Regions from separate parts of the Homo sapiens genome. Here region 1 is linked to region 2. The links are chromatin contacts, found by Hi-C or POLR2A ChIA-PET in ENCODE. All regions are on one chromosome and are shown on one strand. The core of a region is the stretch at or near the end of the contact, and the rest is flanking DNA. Distances in the headings are between cores, read along the strand shown. Region 1 has its middle 32 kb from the start of IL33. Region 2 has its middle 65 kb from the start of RANBP6.

Region 1 (6,402 bases), core at 445-2,944, 100 kb before region 2:
CTTCCCCTTCCCCTTCCCCTTCACCTTCTCCCTCCCTCCCTTCCTTCCTTCCCTTTTTGTTTTTGTTTTGTTTTGTTTTGTTTTTTTGGGGATGGAGTCTCGCCCTGCCACCCAGGCTGGAGTACAGTGGCGCCATCTCGGCTCACTGCAACCTCCACCTCCCAGGTTCAAGCAATTTCCCTGCTTCAGCCTCCCAAGTAGCTGGGATTACAGGTGTAAGCCACCGTGCCTGGCTCCTAAACCTCTTTTCTTTATAAATCACCCAGTCTTGGGCAGTATGAAAATGGACTAATACACTTACATATAGCGATCCCCATATTTCTGGAGACTATGGAATTTAGCCTCTGCTTTGTTTTAGCTTGCTAATAGAAAATTAAAATGTTAAAGTTTCAAAAAAATTATTCTACAACTTCACTCAGAGGCATGACTTGGTTTGGTTTGGTTTAAAGGTGGTATCCTTTGCTGTTTAGGAGAAATAATATGTGAACTAAAAGAATCCTTTACAGTAAATATATAAAACTCATTATTTAAAGAAATATAGCACCTGCAAGTATGATAACAGCTGCCTTCATTTAGACATAGCTTTGTCTTTAGCCAGGAACCTTAATTAACTCAGGATTCTTAACACAATCCTGAGAAATACAGAGTTAGAAAGGAAGGTTGTGCACATTTACTGAGTATCTATAATGTTCCAAGCTCTGTCATTATAACCTGCTGTCTCTATTTTATTTAGTAAGTTTAAGAAAGGTTTTGAGAGGGTCATAGAAAAACATATCATTGGAGAATTATCTAGAGAACCAAAAGAGGACAAGTCTAAAAAGAGACCATGGTGAGCCTCAGTTTCAGGCCATCTTTTCTTCTCATTCTATGTATTCTCCCAGCTTCATTTTATTCATGCCAATATCTATACTTACCATTTATTAATGAATGATTCTCAAATCTACATAACAATTCAGACCTCTCCGCTAAATTCCTTTTTACATATCCAGCTGTTTTCTGAATATCTGCCTTGGATGACCCACAGGCTTCTCTGAAGTGTCATGCCCCAGATGAAAGTATTTTCCTGCCACTCAGCTCCTGTTCCTTGTTTCATGGTCCAGTGAATGGCACCACCATCCACTCTATTGCCCAAATCACCTATGCAGTTTCCTTGGCTTTTTATTTTCCCTCACTGTTCTCTATCCTACCCCATCCCCCAATCTAATAAATGGCCAAATCCTGTCAACTCTATCGTCCAAATATCTCTGGAATCTACATGCTTCTTTCCATCAGCCACTCAGCTAAGCTTTCAGGCGTTAGAGTAGCTGATTAAAAATAGCCAAAATGAAAGTAACAGTCAAACCTTGACTCCCCTTTGTTTCATTTCCCCCAGTGGAACAGTGTGTTGGTGGAGTCAACTCACTGTTTAGGGATCTCCAACCAAAAGGCACCTGCAGTTTTATGGACCCTGGAGCCAGAAGTGAGGAAGAATGGGAGGGCTGCAAGTAGAAAATATCGAGTACTGAGTCAGAGTGGGTAAAGTGTCTTCAAGCTTCCCTGAAAAGAAGAAGACTTCCAAATGGAGGTGCCTGGGCCATGAATGCAGATATGTATAAGAGCATAGCTGGCCAGGAGGCCTGAATCTTTGACTGCAACTCTCCTCAGACACTGCAATGCATTGGCTCTGTACCAAGTCTGGTGTGGGAAGGGCAGCTTTTCCTATGAGGCCTTCCAGGCAAAGCCTTTGCAATTGCCTGTGGCTGGGCCTGAAATATCACACATACGGTTTTGGCCAGGAGTTAAACTCCTCACTCCTGAACCCCAGTTCTGCTACCTGAGCCCAGGCCACCATCCTCTCTTACCTCCAGAATTACAGCAGCCTCCTTAATGGTCTCCTTGGAGCCGGTCTTTGCCATCTTCCAATCTGTTTTCCATAAAGCAGCCAGAGGGATTGTTATAAAACACAAATCTGACCTAATCATGCCTGTATCAGTCAGGGTCCCAAAAGGAAATAGACTTTAATTCAGATGGTTCAAATGAAAAGCTTTGATGAAAGGGCTACTTACAGAGGTGTGGGCAGAATGAAAGAGACTAGAAACAGGGGAAGCCATATTTATCTGTAGGTCTGAAGAGACAAGAAATAGTTACTCAGTGAAAGCTGGAGCCACAAAAGGGCTGCCTGGCAGGACCTGTGTTCAAGGAGGGATACATTTACTATCGGGTGTAGCACTGAAGCAAGGGGACCCAGGGAAAAGGCACCGCATTGGCTGAACCCATCTGGAAGCCAGTAGGCAAGGGAGAGTGGGTGACAGACCCTATGGGGATCTGATTTCCAGGGCAGAGAATGGATCTGGAGGTATGGGAAACAAAAGAACCAGTGCAACTCTTCTACTTAACACCCAGCCATGTCTTCACATTGCATGTAGGGTAAAGTCCAAGCTCCTAAATTTGGCTTCCAAAGCCTTCCTGATCTGGGCTGAGCCTTTCTTCGCAGTTTGTATTACACACTTCATCCTGAGCTCTTGCTCTGTACTTTCGCCATACTCAACTTACTTTCGTTCTCTCCTATCCAGGCCTTTGTAAGGGTTATTCTCTATCCCAGAAATATTTTCTCCAACCAACCTCTCTTTAATCTGTATACATCTTTCTCACTTTTCAGATCTCAATTTAATTGTCACTGTCTGCAGAAATTCTATTGTCACATGGCCCTGACTAAGCATAGTGTTTTCTCATGGATTTCCATATCCTTCTTCCACATCAAAGCCTCCAATAAATTTCCAGTCACTCCCACTGTACTGTAAGCCTTGCAGAGCACAGATTGTATCTATCATGTTCACTGTTGTATCACCAGAGTGTGCCTGGTACTAGGAACTACTTAAGTATATATTAAATGAATGAGAGCTTATTATATTTCATGTACTTGCCATTCATTTTTTTTCATCGATTTCCTTCTATTTCTATGTTATGTTGAGGTTTTATTAGGGGAGATGGATGAATTTTATCAACACCTTTTCAGCAAGTGTTGATATGATTATGTAGTTTATCTTCCTTAATTTGCTGTTGTAATGAGTGATAAGTGATTGATTTTAGATCATACATTTGCATTCCTAAAATATACACAACTTGGTAATATTCATTTTATTAGAGGCTAGATTTTGTTTACTAATAATTTATTTAGAATTTTTGTATCTAGATTCATTTGTAAGAGTTTTACATTTTTATATTCTCCATCTGGCTTTGGAATTAGGATTATGCTGACTTCATAAAATAAATGAAGGAGCTTAAATAGGATTAGAACTATCTGTTATTTAAGAGTTAGAGAGAGCACTGTTACGAAACATCCGGTCCTGGCACCTTGTTTTAATGGTAGATCAAAATTCACCTGAGAGGAGCCAAGATGGCCGAATAGGAACAGCTCCGGTCTCCAGCTCCCAGCGTGAGCAACGCAGAAGACGGGTGATTTCTGCATTTCCATCTGAGGTAGCGGGTTCATCTCACTAGGGAGTGCCAGACAGTGGGCGCAGGTCAGTGGGTGCGCGCACCGTGCGCCAGCGGAAGCAGGGCGAGGCATTGCCTCACTCGGAAGCGCAGAGGATCAGGGAGTTCCCTTTCCTAGTCAGAGAAAGGGGTGACAGACGGCACCTGGAAGATCAGGTCACTCGCACCCGAATACTGACGGGCTTAAAAAACAGCGCACCAGGAGATTGTGTCCCACACCTGGCTCGGAGGGTCCTACGCCCACGGAGTCTCGCTGATTGCTAGCACAGCAGTCTGAGATCAAACTGCAAGGCGGCAACGAGGCTGGGGGAGGGGCGCCCGCCATTGCCCAGGCTTGCTTAGGTAAACAAAGCAGCCAGGAAGCTCGAACTGGGTGGAGCCCACCACAGCTCAAGGAGGCCTGCCTGCCTCTGTAGGCTCCACCTCTGGGGGCAGGGCACAGACAAACAAAAAGACAGCAGTAACCTCTGCAGACTTAAGTGTCCCTGTCTGACAGCTTTGAAGAGAGCAGTGGTTCTCCCAGCACGCAGCTGGAGATCTGAGAACCGGCAGACTGCCTCCTCAAGTGGGTCCCTGACCCCTGACCCCCGAGCAGCCTAACTGGGAGGCACCCCGTAGCAGGGGCAGACTGACACCTCACACGGCAGGGTATTCCAACAGACCTGCAGCTGAGGGTCCTGTCTGTTAGAAGGAAAACTAACAAACAGAAAGGACATCCACACCAAAAACCCATCTGCACATCACCATCATTAAAGACCAAAAGTAGATAAAACCACAAAGATGGGGAAAAAACAGAGCAGAAAAACTGGAAACTGTAAAAAGCAGAGCGCCTCTCCTCCTCCAAAGGAACACAGTTCCTCACCAGCAACGGAACAAACCTGGATGGAGAATGACTTTGACGAGCTGAGAGAAGAAGGCTTCAGATGATCAAATTACTCTGAGCTATGGGACGACATTCAAACCAAAGGCAAAGAAGTTGAAAACTTTGAAAAAAATTTAGAAGAATGTATAACTAGAATAATCAATACAGAGAAGTGCTTAAAGGAGCTGATGGAGCTGAAAACCAAAGCTCGAGAACTACGTGAAGAATGCAGAAGCCTCAGGAGCCGATGCGATCAACTGGAAGAAAGGGTATCAGTGATGGAAGATGAAATGAATGAAATGAAGTGAGAAGGGAAGTTTAGAGAAAAAAGAATCAAAAGAAACGAGCAAAGCCTCCAAGAAATATGGGACTATGTGAAAAGACCAAATCTACGTCTGATTGTTGTACCTGAAAGTGACGGGGAGAATGGAACCAAGTTGGAAAACACTCTGCAGGATATTGTCCAGGAGAACTTGCCCAATCTAGCAAAGCAGGCCAACATTCAGATTCAGGAAATACAGAGAACGCCACAAAGATACTCCTCGAGAAGAGCAACTCCAAGACACATAATTGTCAGATTCACCAAAGTTGAAATGAAGGAAAAAATGTTAAGGGCAGCCAGAGAGAAAGGTCGGGTTACCCTCAAAGGGAAGCCCATCAGACTAACAGCGGATCTCTCGGCAGAAACTCTACAAGCCAGAAGAGAGTGGGGGCCAATATTCAACGTTCTTAAAGAAAAGAATTTTCAACCCAGAATTTCATATCCAGCCAAACTAAGCTTTATAAGTGAAGGAGAAATAAAATACTTTACAGACAAGCAAATGCTGAGAAATTTTGTCACCACCAGGCCTGCCCTAAAAGAGCTCCTGAAGGAAGTGCTAAACATAGAAAGGAACAACCAGTACCAGCCGCTGCAAAATCATGCCAAATTGTAAAGACCATCAAGACTAGGAAGAAACTGCATCAACTAACGAGCAAAATAACCAGCTAACATCATAATGACAGGACCAAATTCACACATAACAATATTAACTTTAAATGTAAATCGACTAAATGCTCCAATTAAAAGACACAGACTGGCAAATTGGATAAAGAGTCAAGACCCATCAGTGTGCTGTATTCAGGAAACCCATCTCATATGCAGAGACACATATAGGCTCAAAATAAAGGGATGGAGGAAAATCTACCAAGCAAATGGAAAACAAAAAAAGGCAGAGGTTGCAATCCTAGTCTCTGATAAAACAGACTTTAAACCAACAAAGATCAAAAGAGACAAAGAAGGCCATTACATAATGGTAAAGGGATCAATTCAACAAGAAGAGCTAACTATCCTAAATATATATGCACCCAATACAGGAGCACCCAGATTCATAAACCAAGTCCTGAGTGACCTACAAAGAGACTTAGACTCCCACACATTAATAATGGGAGACTTTAACACCCCACTGTCAATATTAGACAGATCAACGAGACAGAAAGTCAACAAGGATACACAGGAATTGAACTCAGCTCTGCACCAAGCAGACCTAATAGACATCTACAGAACTCTCCACCCCAAATCAACAGAATATACATTTTTTTCAGCACCACACCACACCTATTCCAAAATTGACCACATACTTGGAAGTAAAGCACTCCTCAGCAAATTTAAAAGAACAAAAATTATAACAAACTATCTCTCAGACCACAGTGCAATCAAACTAGAACTCAGGATTAAGAATCTCACTCAAAACCGCTCAACTACATGGGAACTGAGCAACCTGCTCCTGAATGACTACTGGGTACATAACGAAATGAAGGCAGAAATAAAGATGTTCTTTGAAACCAACGAGAACAAAGACACAACATACCAGAATCTCTGGGACACATTCAAAGCAGTGTGTAGAGGGAAATTTATAGCACTAAATGCCCACAAGAGAAAGCAGGAAAGATCCAAAATTGACACCCTAACATCACAATTAAAAGAACTAGAAAAGCAAGAGCAAACACATTCAAAAGCTAGCAGAAGGCAAGAAATAACTAAAATCAGAGCAGAACTGAAGGAGATAGAGACACAAAAAACC
Region 2 (5,851 bases), core at 2,146-4,645:
GCCCCCCTCTCTTGAAGGGAGTTTCTCCTAAGTCTGGTCGAACTTTTGTATGGTAATCAATCAGATCTAAACATGCGTGCTCTCTTTTTAAGTTTGGATCCCCTATCAGAAAGGCTTCTGGATTAAGTGAATTTTCAGTAGTTAATATTAAATCATCTTTTTCCAGTAGGATAGCCTCATATTTTAAAATCCTTGAGTCAGTGATCCACCTTCCTGCTTTCTGACTTAAAATAGTTCTAACTTGGTGGGGTGTGCTTACTGTTAACTTTCCTCCAAAGGTTAAATTCCTACTTTCTTCAACTAATACTGCTGTAGCCGTGATGGATTGGATACATTGGGGCCACTCAAAAGTGACTGGGTCTAAGACCTTTAACAAGAAGGCCACGGGCTGTCAATTGCCTCCATGCCCTTAGGTAAGAACTCCTAGAGCTACCTCATTATTTACGTTAACAAAAACTCTAGGGAGTGTAGAGCTAGAATAGGGGCAGTTATGAGCATCTCTTTTAATTCCTCAATTTGCTGGATTTCCTCAGAAGTCCACAAGAGACAATCAGGTTTGCACTGGGCAAGTTTCTCATATAGAAGTTTACTTTTTAATGCAAATGTGTCAATCCATAAACAGCAATATCTAATTAGTCCTAAAAATTTCCTGAGTTCTTGTTTATTTTGAGGCAGGGGTAGAGAAACAATTCCCTCCACTCTTTCAAGGCCTATTCTTCATTTACCAGCACTGATTAGGTGACCTAAGTATTTAACTTCAGGTTCTACATACTGAAGTTTCCCTTTTGAGACCCACAACCCCTCACATTGCAAGTGATTGAGAATATGTGTAGAGAAGTCACTTACTTCCTTTATATCTTTACCAGATATAAGAAGATCATCTACGTACTGAAGCAGGCATATTTGCTTAGGGACTGTGACTTTCTCTAGTACTTGTTCTGGGATCTGACCAAAGAGGGAGGTTGGGGGAGTCTGTGAACCCCTGGGGCAAGACTGTCCATCAATATTGTTGTCTCAGCCCTGAGTGGGGGTCTTCCCACTCAAAAACAAATATATCTCAGCTATCCTTAGCCAAGGGCATGCCAGATTAAATCCGTCAATGTAAACAACTGATGATTGTATAGAATTTTGCTAAGAATGGTGTAAGGGTTAGGAACAATGGGGTGAGTGGTCTGGACTACTTGATTAATAGCTCTAAGGTCTTGCACTAATCAATAGGACCCATCTGATTTCTTGACAGGCATGATTGGGGTATTGTAAGGAGACATACAGGGTTCAAGAAGCCCATCTTTAATGAGACCCTTAATTACAGGCTTTAGCCCTACTCTGCCCTCTAAAGGAATGGGGTACTGCTTTCTCCTTACTATTTCCCCAGGATTTTTTAGTTTGATATGTATTGGAGAGATTTGGAGTTTCCCTCTATTTCCTTCCTTTGACCAGACATCAGGATGAATATATTTCTCATTTACAGCAGTGAGTAAATGTAGTGAAGTGAGGAATCCTTTAGGGCCCACTCGAAGGCCTGTACCTAGCCTTACCATTAAGTCCCTTCCTAATAGATTAGTTCCCACTTCAGGAATTAATAAAAATTGAATATGAGTAAATCAATCTTGATATCTGACTTCTGTGCTTTCTAAAAATTTTTGCCTTAAATCCTTCTCCTTTTACCCCGCTGACTAAAACTTCTTCCGAAGAGCAGGTAAGACCAGGTGGAGGGAAACAAACAGAGGAGTGTGAAGCTCCTGAATCAACTAAAAAGGTGATAAATTCATGTTTAGGTCCTACCTCCAAATTTATCAAGGGCTCCTGGTGGGACTCAAAATAAAAGAGGCAGAGCCCCTGACTCCCCTATTGTTCTTCGGAAGTCATGAGTGTAAAAATTTCTCTCTCTCTCTTTATTTCAGGACATTCCCTCTTGAAGTGGCCTGTTCTTCCACATCTGTAGCCTCTATCTTGTCCTTCTTCCGTCTCAGTCTTAGCATTCTCAGCCCTTGCTCCCCTATACCACTTAGGGGGCTTATTAAATGAGGACCTTGACCCTCCAGATGGAGGCTTCAGTCCTCTAAAGGAGGGTTTAGGCCCCTTATAATCTCTGGCCCCTTGAAAGCCCTGCTTAGAGATATATGGATTTGGAGCCATCTGTTGGAAGGCAGAAAACATGAGTTTTGTCTTTTGTTTTTGTTTTTGTTTTCCTCATCTCTTCTCACATATACTTTTTGAGCCTCCCTGAGCAGTTCACTCAGAGGCTGGTCCTCCCAACTTTCTATCTTTCGTAATTTTCTTGAAATGTTTGGCCAACTTTTAGTAACAAAGTGAGGTTTTAACATTCCTCGTCCAAGGGGGTTTTCCAAATCAAGGCCTGCATATTGTCTCATTTGCTCCCTCAATCTGTTTAAGAATCTAGCAGGTCCCTCATCTTTTTCCTGTTGAATATCAAATGCTTTAGAAAGATTTTGAGTTCGGGGTACTGATTCTCGAATTCCTTTTATTATCATCTTCCTTAGGTCCTTCACGTTTTCCCAGTGATTTGCATTGTTATTGTCCCACTGGGGGTCTCGGGTGGGAAATTTATGGTCTGCAGGAGGAACATTTTGACCAGAAGGGTGCTCACATTCCCAAACCACCATAGCAGCCCTCCGAATCGTACTTCGTTCTTCCCCTGAAAAGAGGACACCCAAAATGGACATCAACTCAGCCCAGTGTATATCTGAGGCCCTAGAAATTGATCAATTTGATCTGCTACTCCATAAGGGTCATCCAATAATGGCTTAAGCTCCTTTTTTAAATTCTGGACTTCTGAACTGGTCAAGGGAGAGTTTACAAAGCCAATAGCCACCCCCTGTCCTTGTGGTACCACCCTTAGAGGAAAGAAAGTTGGATCTGGCTCTTTAGGTGTGGAGGGAAATGGAAAGTTTCGAATATCTTTTTTACATTGCTCTATTTCACATTGAAGCCCCTTTAAAGAGGGATACTTAATAGTTTTGTTGAGGAGGGGGGCAGGCTCACAAGATGGTAATTCTGCAAAGTGAGGATTATAGGCAGGAGGAGCAATATGAGTATATGAGTATAGAAACCACAGGTCGGGGAGGGATCTGCAGCAGCAGCTGGGGGAATGGAACACGGGCAAGTGACACAGGTGAGGGAGTGGCCTGAAACAGCTGGGCAGTAACCCGAAACCGCAGCCAGAGGGACGGAATCGGGAACAACTGGAAGAGTGACACAAGCAGGGGAGGGACCTGAAATGGAAACGGGAGCTGGAGGGGCGGGACTGGGGGGCAACCAGAAGAATGATGCAAACAGGGGAGGGACCTGAAACGGAAATGGGAACCAGAGGGGCGGGATCGGGGCGGCCAGAAGAGTGACGCAAGCAGGGGAGGGACCTGAAACGGGAACCGGAGGGGCGGGATTGGGGGCAGCTGGAAGAGTGACACAAGCAGGGGAGGGACCTGAAACAGGAACTGGAGGAGTGGGATGGGGGCACTGAATGGAGGAAGGTGATCTAGAGGGTCCCACGTGTTAGTGGGTGTGGGTTGTCTAGACATGGGAACTCTTTCCCTGCCAGAGGGGTTGGCTTCTGGCTTTCTCCCTCCGGAGTCTAAAGGGTAAAGGAGGATAGGTCCCTGCCACCAATAGAGGGTGTAATCAATTTCTTCCTGGGAAACAGGGCTCTTATCATTAACATGCTCAATTAAGAGCTGACAAATCCGCTCCTCATTTGACCCAAATTTTGGCCAGAAAAGTGAGGGTTTCAGGATGGGTTCTCGAGCCCAAATAAAACAAAAATATTTTATCATCTGCTGTTTTCGTTTATACTTGGTCCTCTCATTATCTTTCCAATACTTTAGCATAAGCCCCAAGGGGCTATCAGAAGGAATTTCATTGCTCTCTTGACTCTTTAGTTTTCCTGTCTTACATGAAACATTCCCCATCTTAGGGGTTATGGGGGGCTCTAACCTCTCCTGTTAGAGGTGTCTACCCCCCTCTTTCTAGAGGCTCAATGAGGCTTTAAGAGGGGGTTCAACCTGTTGTGTTGGAGGTGTCTTACCTCCCCCTTTCTGGAGGCTTAGCCTCTCCCGTTAAGGGTTTCCTGCATATCCTATAGCTCACCCCTCTGGAGGCTCCTTGTACCCTTCTTTCTCTTTGTCTACTGTGACTCTTCCTGCCCCTAGTCGATAGATGGCAACACGAAACCGCAGAGAAGACTCACTCACTCCACACAACCATAATGCTTAGCCCCATTCACACACTGTCAAACTCCAAATTATCCTGACCACCAAGGAAATACTTTGTCACCTTTGTGAAGTCTCCTACCTTTTTCCATGCACAAGAATTACCTGGTCCTCTTATTGCCACGGTCTTGCAAGCCTCTCCTCCCTGCTTTGCTGAGAACCCAGATTTATTCATCACAATGGGTGGGCCCTGACCCCCCTCACCCTCTGGCCACCATAACAAGACAGTGGGACCCCTGGGTGAGGTGACCAAAGACCCCCTTCCCAAAGGAGAGTATTTGAGCCCCAGAATTTGGGCACCAGAATTGTTGAGAATAATGCCCAAAATCCTAAGGAAATTGAACACTCAAACAAAGGATTCTTAACCAAGCAATTTTACTTTTGCGCAGAGGGGTGCTTCTCCTTGGCCGGTCACCATGAGAGCACACCTGAACAAAGGGGCATGAGAGCCTTTATTCCTAATGCAAGTCCTGACCCTGTACCCTTTCCCCATTGGCCGGGGTCGGGCCCTACAATCTAAACTAGTCCCAATTGGCTAAACATTTGAACCTTTTTTAGATAAGGTGGGCATATAAGGGAGACAGGGGAAAGGAGTAGGGGTGTCTGCAGTGAGCTAGAGAGCTAGTCTTCTTTCCAAATAAGGAAAGGAATGTGAGCTGGTACTGATAACGCCCGGTACTGTGGTGTTTCTGGGTATGTAACAAAGGCAGAAAGGAAGAAAAAAGAAAAAGAAAAAATGGGTGGGGGGTACCATGAATTAAAGAATAAAGGATTGATCAGGCTATTTGAAAAGAAACCTCATCATATTCCCACACCTAAAAAGCTATAGAGGGCTGGTGGTGTCATTTACTAAAATGGAGGAGACAAGAGACTCTTCTGATTTGGAATCTAGAGAATTTAGTGGTTTGGGGTGAGTGGTGAGTTTAGGTTTGTACACATTGAGTTCACAGTGAATGTGCGGCTTTTGCAGAGATATTTGGTGGGCAGTTGAGTTATCAGGACAAGTAGTACAGTTGAAGGAGAGTACAGAGAATGATAAGAGGAACCAGAGTAAGAAGGACTCTTTAGGGATATTACTATGTAAAAAAATACAGAAAGGAAGCTGAGAAAGAGCAGTCTCAAAAGTAGAAGGAAAAATAGTAGGATGGGGTAATGGAAGTTGACAGAGGAAAGAATTCCAAGACAAAAAGACCACAGGGACACAAGTAAGGCAAGCACTGAAAAGTATCCATTGGATTGCACAATTGTGATATAATAAGTAGGTTTGAAATTAATCTTCTTCTCTCTGTCAGAGCCTGGAGGCTCAGACATTTAAAGGTGTTTTTGCCCAATGGCCCCTTCTGAATTTCTTCTGGGCTGCAAAGAAATCCCATCCGCATATCTCATTTATTAATTTCCTGTTCTAAAGAAATTTTAGAATATAAAGCCTTTGCAATTGAATACTTGTATCTTAAATTCTGGAAACTAACCTTCCAAACTGCTTTTTTGATTTTCCTCACTGAGGCTAAAAGTATAATAGAATTTATATTTTGTTCAGAATATACAATGAGATAATACTTGAATAATAGATTGGAGCCCATATTCCCTTAGCAATTCATAATAAGTATCATGTTTCAGGCTTT

Evidence for each region. Hi-C counts contacts between places; a loop is a spot of excess contacts on that map. ChIA-PET counts read pairs that join two places held with the same protein, here RNA polymerase II (POLR2A). Pooled maps may share reads with other maps.
Region 1: a map with no recorded cell type shows a loop between it and region 2 (4-fold over the local background). The contact joins two enhancer-like sites. A Hi-C loop is called at or near these places in 4 of 37 single-sample maps with no recorded cell type and 3 of 50 pooled maps. POLR2A ChIA-PET finds 5 or more read pairs at or near these places in 1 of 52 experiments (H1).

The regions. Positions count from the first base shown.
Region 1 is chr9:6,180,188-6,186,589 of GRCh38, reverse strand. No RefSeq gene overlaps it. Among named protein-coding and RNA genes, the nearest start is that of IL33, 32 kb to the left of the region's middle. RefSeq lists enhancers at 1,465-1,564, 3,039-3,623, 3,624-4,208. Within about 2 kb of position 1,694, at least 2 of the 41 ENCODE cell types and tissues checked have a DNase peak (open chromatin) inside an H3K27ac peak, as active enhancers do.
Region 2 is chr9:6,077,900-6,083,750 of GRCh38, reverse strand. No RefSeq gene overlaps it. Among named protein-coding and RNA genes, the nearest start is that of RANBP6, 65 kb to the right of the region's middle. Within about 2 kb of position 3,395, at least 20 of the 41 ENCODE cell types and tissues checked have a DNase peak (open chromatin) inside an H3K27ac peak, as active enhancers do.